Linked DNA regions of Homo sapiens: region 1 is linked to region 2. A link is a contact called in ENCODE Hi-C data. All regions are on one chromosome and are shown on one strand. Each heading gives the region's core, a stretch centred on a gene start or an enhancer-like site at or near the end of the contact. The rest is flanking DNA. Distances are from core to core; before and after follow the strand shown. Region 1 overlaps RXRA (retinoid X receptor alpha). Region 2 overlaps VAV2 (vav guanine nucleotide exchange factor 2).

Region 1 (5,816 bases), core at 3,157-5,656, 450 kb after region 2:
GGCTCCCCCTTGTCACCACACTTCTGTGAGCTCATGTAATGAAATGTTGGCCTGGCGTGCACCTGCAGTTAGGTGTTTGAGCTGTGGTAGCTGCGGCCTACGGCAGCTCTTCTACCACATGATGGAGTCTGTGTGTTTGCAGGGGGCCGTGACAGTCACCTGGCTTGGTGCAGTGTGCAGGGCAAGCCCCGGTGTCAGAGCCTCCATTTTGCAGAGGGGGAGGGTGGGAAGGACGTCACATGCAGGCGATTGGGGCTCCCAGCTTCCTGGTGGCCCCACGCCTTTGGTCACGCCCTTTCCGTGACTCCGCTTCTTTCCACGGGGACTCTGCCAGGACTGGGGCTTGACTCCCGCCCTCCCACCCTCCTAGCCTCTGCCCCAGGCAGCAGATGGGTGGTCTGCTCACGATGCCCCGGGGGGAATGGCCGTACAGGGGCACAGGTCAGCTTACCGAGTGTCTCCGGCCTTGTGGCTGGAAAGCAGCTCTCAGGACTCTCCGGGGCCCCTTGGCATCTTTCTAGGTGGGTGGCCCTGAGCCCACCTCCTCCCTGTACCCCCATGGCAGGAGCTCCTTTTTGGGAACCAGTGGAGCGAGCGTGGCTGGACAGGCCTGGCCCCAGAGCTGCGCGATTTCCATCACGGCTCTCCTCTGGCTTCCTCCTTGGCGCTGGCTGGGCCAAGCCCTCCTGACTTCTGGGTCCCTGGGATGGGTGGGTGACTCCGTCCATGAGGCTACCTGAATTCTCGCTTACCCTAGCCATCTTTAGGCTGGGGGATGTGGGTGCTTCCTGGTAAAATCAGATGCCCTGTAGCTCTCCTAAAAGGGCCAGCCTCAGATTTGCGGTCCCTGGTCCTGGCCCCTGGGTTCAGGACTTCATTTTGGCCGTGCGGGTTGCACCTTGGGGATGGGCGTCCCTTGAGGTTTGTGCCAGTCGTGGGAGTGGAGGAGTAGCGGCTGCGTTGGGAACCCGTCCCTGGGCAGGCACTCTGGGATGGGGCTCCGAGTCCCACAGTCACTGGCCGGTCATTGCCAGCCCCTCAGCCCTCTAGGGACAGACCCTGCCTGCTCGTCCCTGTTAGGGGCCAGTTCTGCAGGTGGTTACTTGGCTTCTTCTTAAAAAAAAAAAACCCATCCTGCCCTGGGAAACCCGGGAATCATGGGGAAGCGGGAAATGACAGTAGGGAATTGACATTTCCTGAGCCAGCGTCTGGGGCATCGGACCAAGTGCAGGGCGAGCTGGGCAGGGAGGGGTGCAGCCGGCTCTGCCGTCAGCCTAAAGCCATGAGCGACCTGGGCGCTCTTCTCCCTGTAGCACTGGGGCACACACAGGGTGGTGAAGGGGGCATGACACAACCAGGAGGCTGGGTCACAGAGGACCAGGGGTCTGTCAAGAGTTTGGCCTGCACCTCCCAGCTGCCTGGCCCAGGTGTGCCCCTCCTGTCCACATCTGCCTCTAAGCTGTGAAGAATTTGGGAGTGGATGCTGCTCTGGGGCTGTTTCCTCTTCTGAACCATGGTGGTTCAGGCAGCCTGGTCCCAGGTTAAGTGTGCCCCTTAGCGCCTGGGGCATCCCTGGACAGTGGCCGCCATGGGCATCTGGCAGCCCTGCCAGCGTGGTGGGTGATCATAGCAACGGCTGCAAGACTCGGGGAAGGTGGTGCGTGCATATCTGGTTGAATGTAGCTGGGCCTGGTGTGAGGCCTGTGGCCGCAGCTCCCATGGTGGGCTTCTCAGGGGAGTAGGCATGACAGGGTGGGGTTCCTGCAAAAACCCTAGCCCTCATGCCCCAGTTAGTGAGTGTCTTCACCTCTCAGCTCTGTCTTGAATGCTTCCTGGGTGCAGGCACTGACTGCTCATGGGGAGCCCCCTCCTGAGCACCCTCTTCCTCCTGTGTGTGCTTCCCACTTCCCTCACTGTGGCTGGGCTGCAGCTGTACCTGCCACCACTGGGTCTAACCCCAGCGCCCCTGGGCTGTATGAGTGGGCTGTGCAAGGGTGGCCATCAGCCTCGGCACCACTTCCTATTCTTCCTTCTGCCGCTGGCCAGTCCTCAACTTGCTCAGTATGGCCAAGAGGACCCAAAACACCATCCCCTTGCTATTTATGACAAAACTTGTCAACCTCTCTGTCTAGGCTTCAGCCTGCCATCTGCACAGTGGAGCAGGGCAAGGGGTTGCTCAGCTGGTAGTGATGGTGACGGTGGTGGTGGTGGTGATGATGATGTAATGATGGTGTTGATGATGTTGGTGATGGTGGTGATCATGGTGGTGATGATGACTGATGATGTGTGATGTTAATGGTGAGTGATGGTGATCATAGTGATGGTGGTGGTGATGACGGTGGTGATGATGACGGTGATGTTGATGGCAGTGACAGTGCAGATGTGTCATTGCACGCTCGCTGGATGCCTTCACAGACATTGCTTTAAGCTGAGTTTTATAATCAAGAGTGGTTTTCCTGCCGAGGCCCTTTGGGTGTTGATGGAGCCTGTCTCCATGAAGGGCCACTGCCTGTGCCCTGGGAGTTTGAGGTCAGTCAAGACTGAAGGGTGTTTGGTTGGTGTCTCCTGACTGAGGCTTGGAGAAGGTCAAGGTGTGTGGGTCACTCTTCCTCATTCTCATGCCCTGGCAGCTCGCGGAGGTCTCTGGGGGAGGCCCGGGCAGGGTCTCATAGGTCTGGGTTGCAGATCTACCCCTGCCTTTGGATCCCCTGCGGACTGAGCTGCCTGGCCAGCTGCACTTGCACGCTACGTGCCTCAGGGGCCAGAGGCCTCAGGCAGCACCCCTGGTCCCCTCATCTTGACATCACGCCCCCTCACTACCCTGCGTCTCCCAGTCTCCCCTTGTGCCAGCCCCTGATCTTGCACTGGGGAAACTGGACAAGGTCCCCACCATGGGGGCCTCTTGGGCTGGGAGGGCAGAGGTGTGAGAGGCAATGTCAGGGGGCCCCATGGAGCTCAAGGAGGGAGAGGCCAGTGTTTGGCTCCTCCTGGGTGAGCGGATAGGGAGTCAAGACCCTGCTTTCTCTGCATTTGTGCAGGGGTGGTGATAATAAAAGTGGGTTTGGCATTCAGAGTCCTTGAGGGTCTCTTGGTCACGTGGAACCTGGGGGACCAAACTCACAGAGGCAGAGGCCGGACAGGAGTCCAGAGCCTGACCGACCTGGCCTGGCTGGGCTCTGTCCTGAGGCTGGGACACCGTGGGCTCTCAGGGAAGCATCAGTCCCCTCTCAGTCCTGGCAGGAGCCTGTCTGTGCTGGCTCTGCAACCCCGGTCACTCCGAACTCCCACATGTCCATGGGGCTGGCAGGACTGTGGCGTTGTGTCTGGTGCAGACCCAGATTTCTGTCCCTCCCTTGGCGGAGTCCCGCCTGGCCTCACCGTGGCTTCCTGTGTCCACCGCTGCTTCCTTCTCACCCTTTCCCTCCTGGCCCACTGGCCGGCCATGGGGGGCTGATCATGGAAGGGCCCGTCTCACTGGGCCCTTGGGGCATCTCTGCATGTGTCACGGAAGGTTGGGTAGGGCAGGGCTAGGGAGCAGGCTGGTCAGGGCTCTGTGTGGGGCCGGCAGTCCTTAGGGCCACTTCCTGGGGGTTTTGTGAGCAGTTGCGGGCTGCAGTGAAGGAGATGGACACCTTGGTGTGCCAGGCCCCATCCTCCTTTCTCCTCCAGAGTCTGGGTGGTTCTGGGGCACCCCTGGCTCAGAGCAGGGGCCTGAGTGTCCATGTTCCCGCAGGTGGGTGACTTCATAGGCCTGGCCGAGGTGGGGGGCTGGACCTCCCCATGGGGCCCCTTGGCATTGCCTTCAGGGAGCTCCATCATCCGACCCTGCTTTGGGGCCCTCAGGCTCCTGTGGAGGCAGGCCTGGGTCTCTCCTAACTATTCAGGAGGGCCAATCTGGCCTGTCCTCAGATGGGGCTGAGATTTAGGGCCAGGGTGTTGGTTGGGGAAAGGGCAGGGTAACCTCAGAAGAGCTGAAATTCCAGCCTGGGCCACCTGAGCTGTAAGCTGACACTTGGCCTGGAGGCCGCTAGCGGGCCATGCTCCTGGGGCTGGAGGTGACAGGCCCGAGTCTTTGCCTGCCCCTGCGGGGAGGCGGGAAACAGATGTGCAGCAGGTACGGAGAGCCCACCCCGCCGAGGGCCCGTAGGGCCCATCTTCAACAACCTCTGCTGTTGGCATGCCCATTTTACAGAAGGGGAGACTGAGGCTCATCTAGGCTAAGGGGTTGCCTAGGGTCTCTCCGTCAGGGAGTGGTGGGTCTTGTGGGCCCAAGGGTGAGCAGAAGCCCATTCTCACCATGGCCGGCATCTCCTGGGTTGGGCATGGCTGCCCGCCCCACCCTAGTTCCTCAGGGCCCCTCACCCTCTGGGGCTTGTGGCCACTTCCTTCCTCTTCCTCCTACACTAACCACCTTCAGCTTCCCCCAAACCTTGACGCGCCGTGGTCCCTGCCACGTCCTCATCCCTGTCCCCGCCAGCGCTGCCCTTCTCCCTCCCCTGGGAGGCCAGGGGAAGCAGTACTTCCGGAGGTGGGGGCTGGAGGTGGGTGATCCAGGAAGCTCTGAGGGCCTGCTAGCTGCTTGCAACGGGGTTTCAGTTCCGGGCGGGGGGGTCCCCAGGCAGGTGGCATAGGGTTGCAGGGACGTTGCAGGGACCGGGAGCAGGCAGGCTCAGGACCAGCTCTCATCTGGGTGCTGGTTTACCCAGTGGGCTTCCTCATCGCAGGCCGAGCTCCTCCCTCCTCCCGGGCACCCTGCCTTTCCTTTGCACCATCCTGGATTCCCCACCGTGGAGCCCACGGGACCCTACCCCAAGCTCCCCCATTTAGAACGCCGTCCTTCCCTCCGCTGGGCTTCCTGGGGCGCCAGATTGGATGGTCCGGGTGTCCTCTGTTTTTCATCTAGACAGGTGACCTGATCACTCGGCCCCAGCCTGTGGCCTGCTCAGACCCTGCCGCGATTGGCCCTGCAGATTCCAAAGGGATGTGGGGATTTTGAGTTCCCCTCTCCAAGGGCCGGAGGTTCCCTGGCTGCCCAGGAGGGGGCTGGAGTCCTGAGGGCTCACCCCCGCCCCCACCACAGTCAGACTGGCATTTCCTGCCACCTTCTCTGCCTCCCCCGCCTGCCAGGCAGAGGCCGGAAGGGAGTTGGTGGGGGTTCCCCAGGCTTCCTGCTCTGGGGTCCAGGGAGCAGAAGCATCCTGGCACTGGTGAGCGTTCTGGAGGGAACTGTGCAGCTCAGGAACTTTGGTCAACAGGGTGTCCCTTCCCTCTTCCAGCAGACCCTCTGGGGTGTGAGTGTCCCTGGGGTCCTGAGTGGTGCCTGCATACACCTGGGGTGGCAATTCACCGTCTCGCGGAGCAGCCTGTGCCGTCACTGGGCAGCAGTCAGGACAAGAACATTCCTTACTTCAATGTTACTAAACCTGCCGCTTAGCCCCCGACACTCAGGATCTGCCATCTGGGGGCCCAGGGAGCTGCTCTGTGCCTGCCCTGGGTGCTGGCATTCCGGGGCATTCATCTCTGGTACAAGGCTTTTGCTCCCGGCCTCCAGGTATCTGCACTTTAGAGTCAGTTTTGTGCCAAGGGAGTGATCACTCCACCACTTCTTCTGTGCAGTCTTCCTGGATAGAAATCTAGTAGCTGTGAGAGGCGCCTTGGGGCTACTGGGCACTGCCCCTGCCGGGATCAGGGCCTGCTTTCTGCTCTTCCGTTTAGCCCTGGAGGTCCCTGAGTTCTTCCTGAGCTCCTCCTCGCCTGGGGTTCGGAGTCACACTGATTGCCTGTGGTCCCTAAGTGGGCACGGTGGGTGTAAGGGG
Region 2 (5,772 bases), core at 1,552-4,051:
AACCATAATCACAGCCGGCCAGGCCCAGGCTTCCTTTCGGGCACAGGATGGGCCCAGCGCACCCCTTTCCCATGGGCCCAGCAACTGCTGTGCCTGGCCCGGCCCCACCCGTGGCCACTCTGGCCACCCTAACCTTTAAGAAGTCCTCCTGGTGCAGCTCTGGGCCCAACCCAGGGTGGTCTCTGCAAAACTGAGCCACACAGGCTGATGCAGATGGCAGGGACAGGGACTGCACGGACGGGGATGGCAGAGACCGGGACAAAGCCTGGGGGCCACGTCAGGCTCCACCTCGAGGGAGGCCACACACGGCCCGGCCTCCCTTCAGGGAGCATTTCCTGTGCTTTCTACAGTTCATCCCATTTTCCACAAAGGGAAACTGAGGCACAGAGAGTTAAGGACGTGGGCACCTGACCAGAGGGCGGCAGCGCCAAGAATGAAGCCATGTCGACATCGGCCAGGGCAAAGGCCCTCTGAGAGGACGGGCGTGTGGGCAGGCACCAGGTCCCTCCTGCCATCCCTGTACCCCTTTCCTCAGTGGCCTGGTTTGCAAGGTCTGTGGTCGCTCTGGAGCCAATCAGAGCCTCAAGGTCCAGGTTCTAGACAGAGACCCTGACGGTTGGCAGGGACCGGACCCAAGGCTGAGGTTGCTGCAGGTGCATCATGGCCACAGGGGCCCACTGAGGACACAGGCCGAGGGACAGTGGCAAAGGGAGGCCCAGATGGTGGTCAGCGCCAGGTGAAAAGTCCCCTGTCCACGCCCAAGCTATGAAGGCTGGCTTCAGCTGTCACCTGTGGCTGCAGGAGCAAGCGGCATTCTTCTCTCTCATTGATCCAACCTGGCCTTCGGGACCCCCCACAAAGGCAGCCACTGCTTCCCCCAGCATCCTGGACTTTAAGTCCAGCTGAGTGGCCACAGCAAGGGTCTGTCCCCAGAAAACAAGCCCTGTGACAAGGGTCCCAGGGCTGAGTGCCCTCTCCCCCAGGCTGGCGGCTATGGGGTCCCCACTGTGTTTGTTTAGGGCACTCTGAGGGGGCATGGGCTACCCCACCTCCTGCTCCCCACAGCCCCAGACTGCAGGGAGGGCTCCCGCCCCTGGGCCCCAAGAATCCCTTGTCCAGGCTCTGGCGCTGCAATGAGAGGCAGCGTGTAGTGTGCCCTGGAAACGTCAGCCCCTTTCTCTCCGGCCCATTCATCGGCAGCCGCAGATCTAATCAGGCTGAAATCGGATTAGTGTGGTGACACAGGCTCCATGCCCAGTCGCCCACCTCCCCAGGTTCAGCTGCACTGTCCTTCAGCTCTTGCAAGGCGCCAGGGCGGGGTGTCACAGACAGGAGAGGCGGCGCAGGGCCGGAGAGCCAAGACCCCAGAGCCAGGAGCCCAGGTCTGAGCCACAGGTGAGGCCCGAGGGCATCCTGGATGGCAAGCTTCACCGGCCAAGCTCACATGCTCACAGGACAGTCACGTCTCTTTAGGGTCTCTGAAACAATCTATTGTGATGGGGACACAATGGCAGGGACAGGCCTCTCTGCCCTGCAGAACCCACGGCAGCCCACCGAGAGCAGGGGCGCCCTTCAGCCTATGTGGGCCCTTCCACTGCCCCTTACTGGCAACGGGTCACCGGCAGTGCTGGAGTGGGAAACAGGACAGGCCTGCCTCGCCCTCCAGAGCTGGCATCTAGCCGGCATGACCTGAGAGGGGTACAAAAGGGGAAACTAAGCCGGGGGAGGCAAATCCACTTGCCTGAGTCACATAGCCAGCAGGCCTCAGCTGGGGAGCTGCAGTTTGAACACAGGTGGCTTGGCCATCGACCCCTGGGCAATGGTGATGGAGTAATAGCAGAGCCTGACAATGACCACAGGCAGGGAGGATGCTGACGTGCACAACAGCCAACTCACTCACCACCTGCAGAGCCTGTGAGGTGTGCACTGGCCCACTGCACAGACAGACAACCAAGCTCCAAGCAGTGAGCTCATGGGTAGGCCCAGGATTCAGGGGCAAATGGAGTGGCCGGGATGCAAAAGGGCAGCAGGCCCCCGCCTAAGGGGATGCAAGAAAGTCCTGTCTCGCCAAGGACGGCAGCACAAGGCCTGCGTCGTCAAGGCAGGTGCCACACTGTCTCAGGGGCTGACTCCTGGGCCCCAGCTGGACCATGCAGGAGGAGCGTGGGGCCGGGCTGACCTTTATGGGAGGTGACCCTCGCTGCTCCCTCCTCCCAGGAGAGCTCGGGCAAGTCTCCTCATGTGCACAGTGAGGCTCTGGCACAGAGCTCCAGGCCCTTCCGGCCAAGACTGGCTACGCGTCTCGGTGCGCTGACTCACAGTGATTATAGGCGCTCCACGGCCGCCAGGTTTTCCAGAAGGCCAGGCACTGGGCTAAGAGCTCCCTTGAGTCACTGCAGCAATTCCTAATTTACAGATGAGGAAACTGAGGTTTCAGGAGGTCAGCTGGCCTGCCCAAGGTCACTAGCAAGGATGTAACTGAGCTAACAATGGATCTGGGATGGTTTGACCCCCAAGGCCAGACTGCTGGCCTCTAAGCTATCCTGTCTATGGGTTTCTGGGCAGGGAAATCCCATTATTTTTTCTTTTTTAAAATGACAACAGTACTTTGACAAAAACTCAGTCTGTTCAGAGGAGATGGGGAGGCACTGAGTGTAGGAGCCCGGCCTTTGGGCTTGAGGGGCAGGCCCCACCCACAGAAACCAAGGCTTAGGAATGGGGCCAGAGAGGAGGGGGCTGACCTGATTGATCGGCACATAATAACTAACTAGCACGCATGCGCCATTTCACAGCCCACTAGCACTTTCACATCCACATTTGCTCCGTCAGATGTGGAAATGGAGGCCCCAGAAGGCAGGTGACCCGCGATCTGAACCCAGGCCCGGTTCCTCTCAGGATGCCCCCAGCCTCTGGCAGGCCCATGCCCGGGAAAGTCCCTTTGGCTGCCCCACCAGGAAGGTCAGGGGCCCGGGTGTCCTCAGTCCCAGGAGTGGCACTCAGCTGGGGGTGGGGTCCTGCAGGGAAAGCCCCAAGCTGGGGTCTCCAGATCGCCTGGCCCAACCTTCCCCATCCATGTAGATCGTCACCAACAGGCAGGGCTCCTCCCAGGTCTCTGGCTGGCATCCCTGAACCACCGACTCCTGTCCTGCACAGTCCTACCTCCCCCTGGCCTCTTGCACACAACCACATTCCAGTGCAGACCCCACAGCAGGTGCTCCAGGTGGGGACAACCCAGGCCTGCTCCCACTCAACAGCCACACAGCTTCTCTGTACCTCAGTTTCTCAATCTGTAAAATGGGCAAGGAGAACCCTGCCCTCTGACTCCCACGATGCTGGGACTCTCACTCAAAGAGACTGTACTGAGGCCATCTCACTGGGGAAGTCCAGAAGTCCCCTGAGACATTGGTCACTGGGAGAGCTGGCAGGGGGGTTGGGGTGCCACAGTTAGCTGGAGCTGAGGAGCAGCCACAGTGCACGAGAACCTGGGCCCTTCATCACCATGGTCCCACCCTGGAGCTGTTAGCCCGCCACCCCGCTGGCCTTTAGTTCGCAGCAGAGCTCCTCAAGGCAGCTGCCAGGGACTGGGGGAGGGACACAGGCCGACAAGGGACTTCTGGGGCCTGGCCTCAGGCTCTCTGCTCATGGCCAGAGCAGCCCAGCAACTGGGAGGTGAAGACCCCCACCCCATGTGCTCCTTGCTGCAAAAGGGAACCTGGGCACCACAGCCCTGAAAGCAACAGGGCACCACAGCTTCTGGGCCTCAGGAGAACAGGCACTCTCTTTTCAAGCCTCTGGGTCTTTCTGAGCAAGCTGGGGGTCTCCATGTGCAGCCTCCACGCCCTGCGGCAAAGGCTCCAGGAAGTACCCACAGACATAGATAGACATAGTGCGTTTTCTTGAAATACTTCAACAAGTGTCACTAACACTGCGCTTAGCAGAGACCGATTGCACGCCTGGCTGCTCTGCTTCCAGCTGGAGTGGTGCTGACTCCCTGGGGCCACAATGCTGCGTCGTGCTGATCAGAAGCTCTGACTGGCAGCTGAGGATGTCTTTGATCAATAAAAAAATGGGAAAACAAATTAATTTCCTGTTTTATTTATGCCATGCTCATTCCAAAAACCACTTAAAATAGCTTGATTACTATTCAACAGATGCAGCTTGATGGAATGGATCAAATTTGGGGCCCATCAGGTAGATAAACAGGTGACCCTGGGTGACAGGCTGGCCAGGTGCTCACGGAGACAGGAGCTGACGCCGTTTGCTCCCTCTGGGTCCCAAATGCCCTGGACAATGCCTAGCCCATCACACGGGCTCAGTATCTGGTAGACGAACAAATGAACCAATGAATTAATGAATGAACAAATGAATGAATGTCTAGGAAGCACTCTTAGGTGTCCTCTGACTGCTGACACCTCTCAAAGGGCCCTGCTTTCTCCTCAAGCAGCAGAGAGTCCACGATGCCTTCCAAGACGTCAGGGGCCCCCAAGGACAGCCACTGCTGCTTAGGTGGCAACCTCGCTTCCAGAAGCATCTCTTCCGAAAACAAGCAAGCAGGTGAAAGGTAGGGTCTGGCCTCGACCCCTTATTCCTGCACACATCAATGTCACCTGCACAACTCTACACACCACCCCACCAGGGACCCATTAGCTGGTCAGATCCAATAACCACTCTAGCAGGGGGCGGGGGTGGTCCCTTATCACCCATTTTACAGATGAGGAGACCGAGACTCAGGGAGGCCCGTATCTGCTTTAAAACTGGTCTGTCGTTGGGCGCGGTGGCTGACGCCTATAATCCTGGCCCTTTGGGAGGCCAAGGCGGGTGGATCACCTGAGGTCAGGAGTTTGAGACTATCCTGACCAACATGGTGAAACCTCGTCTCTACTAAAAATACAAAATTAGCCAGGCGTGGTGGCGCATGCCTGTAATCCCAGCTACTCAGGAGGCTGAGGCAGAAGAATCGATTGAACTCGGGAGGTGGAGGTTGCAGTGAGCCGAGATCATGCCATTGCACTCCAGCCTGGGCAACAAGAGCAAAACTCCGTCTCAAAAAAAAAAAAACAAACTGGTCTAACTTGACAGTCATCATGAACACTGAGAGGCTTCCCAGGCCATCACCAGGGCCCCCGCGCTATGGCCTTTGTGAGTGTGTGTGTGAGACAGAGTCTCACTGCATCAACGAGGCTGGAGTGCAGTGGCGTGATCTCGGCTCACTGCAACCTTCACCTCCCAGGTTCAAGCGATTCTCCCGCCTCAGCCTCCCGAGCAGCTGGGACTACAGGCCTGTGCCACCAATGACGAGCTAATTTTTGTATTTTTAGTAGAGACAGGCTTTCCCCACGTTGGCCAGGCTCGTCTCAAACTCCTGGCCTCAAGTGATCCACCTGCCTCGGCCTCCCAAAGTGCTGGGATTACAGGTGTGAGCCACTATGCTCAGACCGCACTGAGCCCTTAAAGAGAGGCTGCAGTGCGGGGCTCCCAAGGCAGATGTCCGAGGCCACTCCAGCTCATTCACTGCTCCAGGCAGGGAAAGCACAGCTCAGCCAGGGATTGATTGAGGAGTGTCACGAGTTGATTTTGTCTGGACAATTGAACTTCCTTCGCTCGGGCCCATTTCCTCAGCTCCGCACGCACCAGGACCAAGGCGTCAGGCCAGCAGGCTGAGTAATGAACCTGACCCGCCTTTGCGCATGGCCTCGCATGAGTGTCCCCCTTCGCCCAGCTGGGGTGCGGAGCTGCTCTACCTGCTGTGATCTGGAGGAGTGGGGTGGTGTT

The links. Hi-C counts contacts between places; a loop is a spot of excess contacts on that map. Pooled maps may share reads with other maps.
Region 1: a loop to region 2 is called in a pooled map, with 7 times the contacts of the local background. The contact joins two enhancer-like sites. A Hi-C loop is called at or near these places in 13 of 37 single-sample maps with no recorded cell type and 5 of 50 pooled maps.

Annotation. Positions count from the first base shown.
Region 1 is chr9:134,391,910-134,397,725 of GRCh38, forward strand. All of the region lies in intron 1 of RXRA (retinoid X receptor alpha), which reads left to right. Among named protein-coding and RNA genes, the nearest start is that of MIR4669, 15 kb to the left of the region's middle. RefSeq lists enhancers at 1-123, 1,980-2,139, 4,447-4,626, 5,004-5,816 and a silencer at 1,074-1,368. Within about 2 kb of position 4,407, at least 17 of the 41 ENCODE cell types and tissues checked have a DNase peak (open chromatin) inside an H3K27ac peak, as active enhancers do.
Region 2 is chr9:133,942,655-133,948,426 of GRCh38, forward strand. All of the region lies in intron 1 of VAV2 (vav guanine nucleotide exchange factor 2), which reads right to left. Among named protein-coding and RNA genes, the nearest start is that of VAV2, 47 kb to the right of the region's middle. RefSeq lists enhancers at 1,683-2,536, 2,576-2,625, 3,286-3,395, 5,737-5,772. Within about 2 kb of position 2,802, at least 8 of the 41 ENCODE cell types and tissues checked have a DNase peak (open chromatin) inside an H3K27ac peak, as active enhancers do.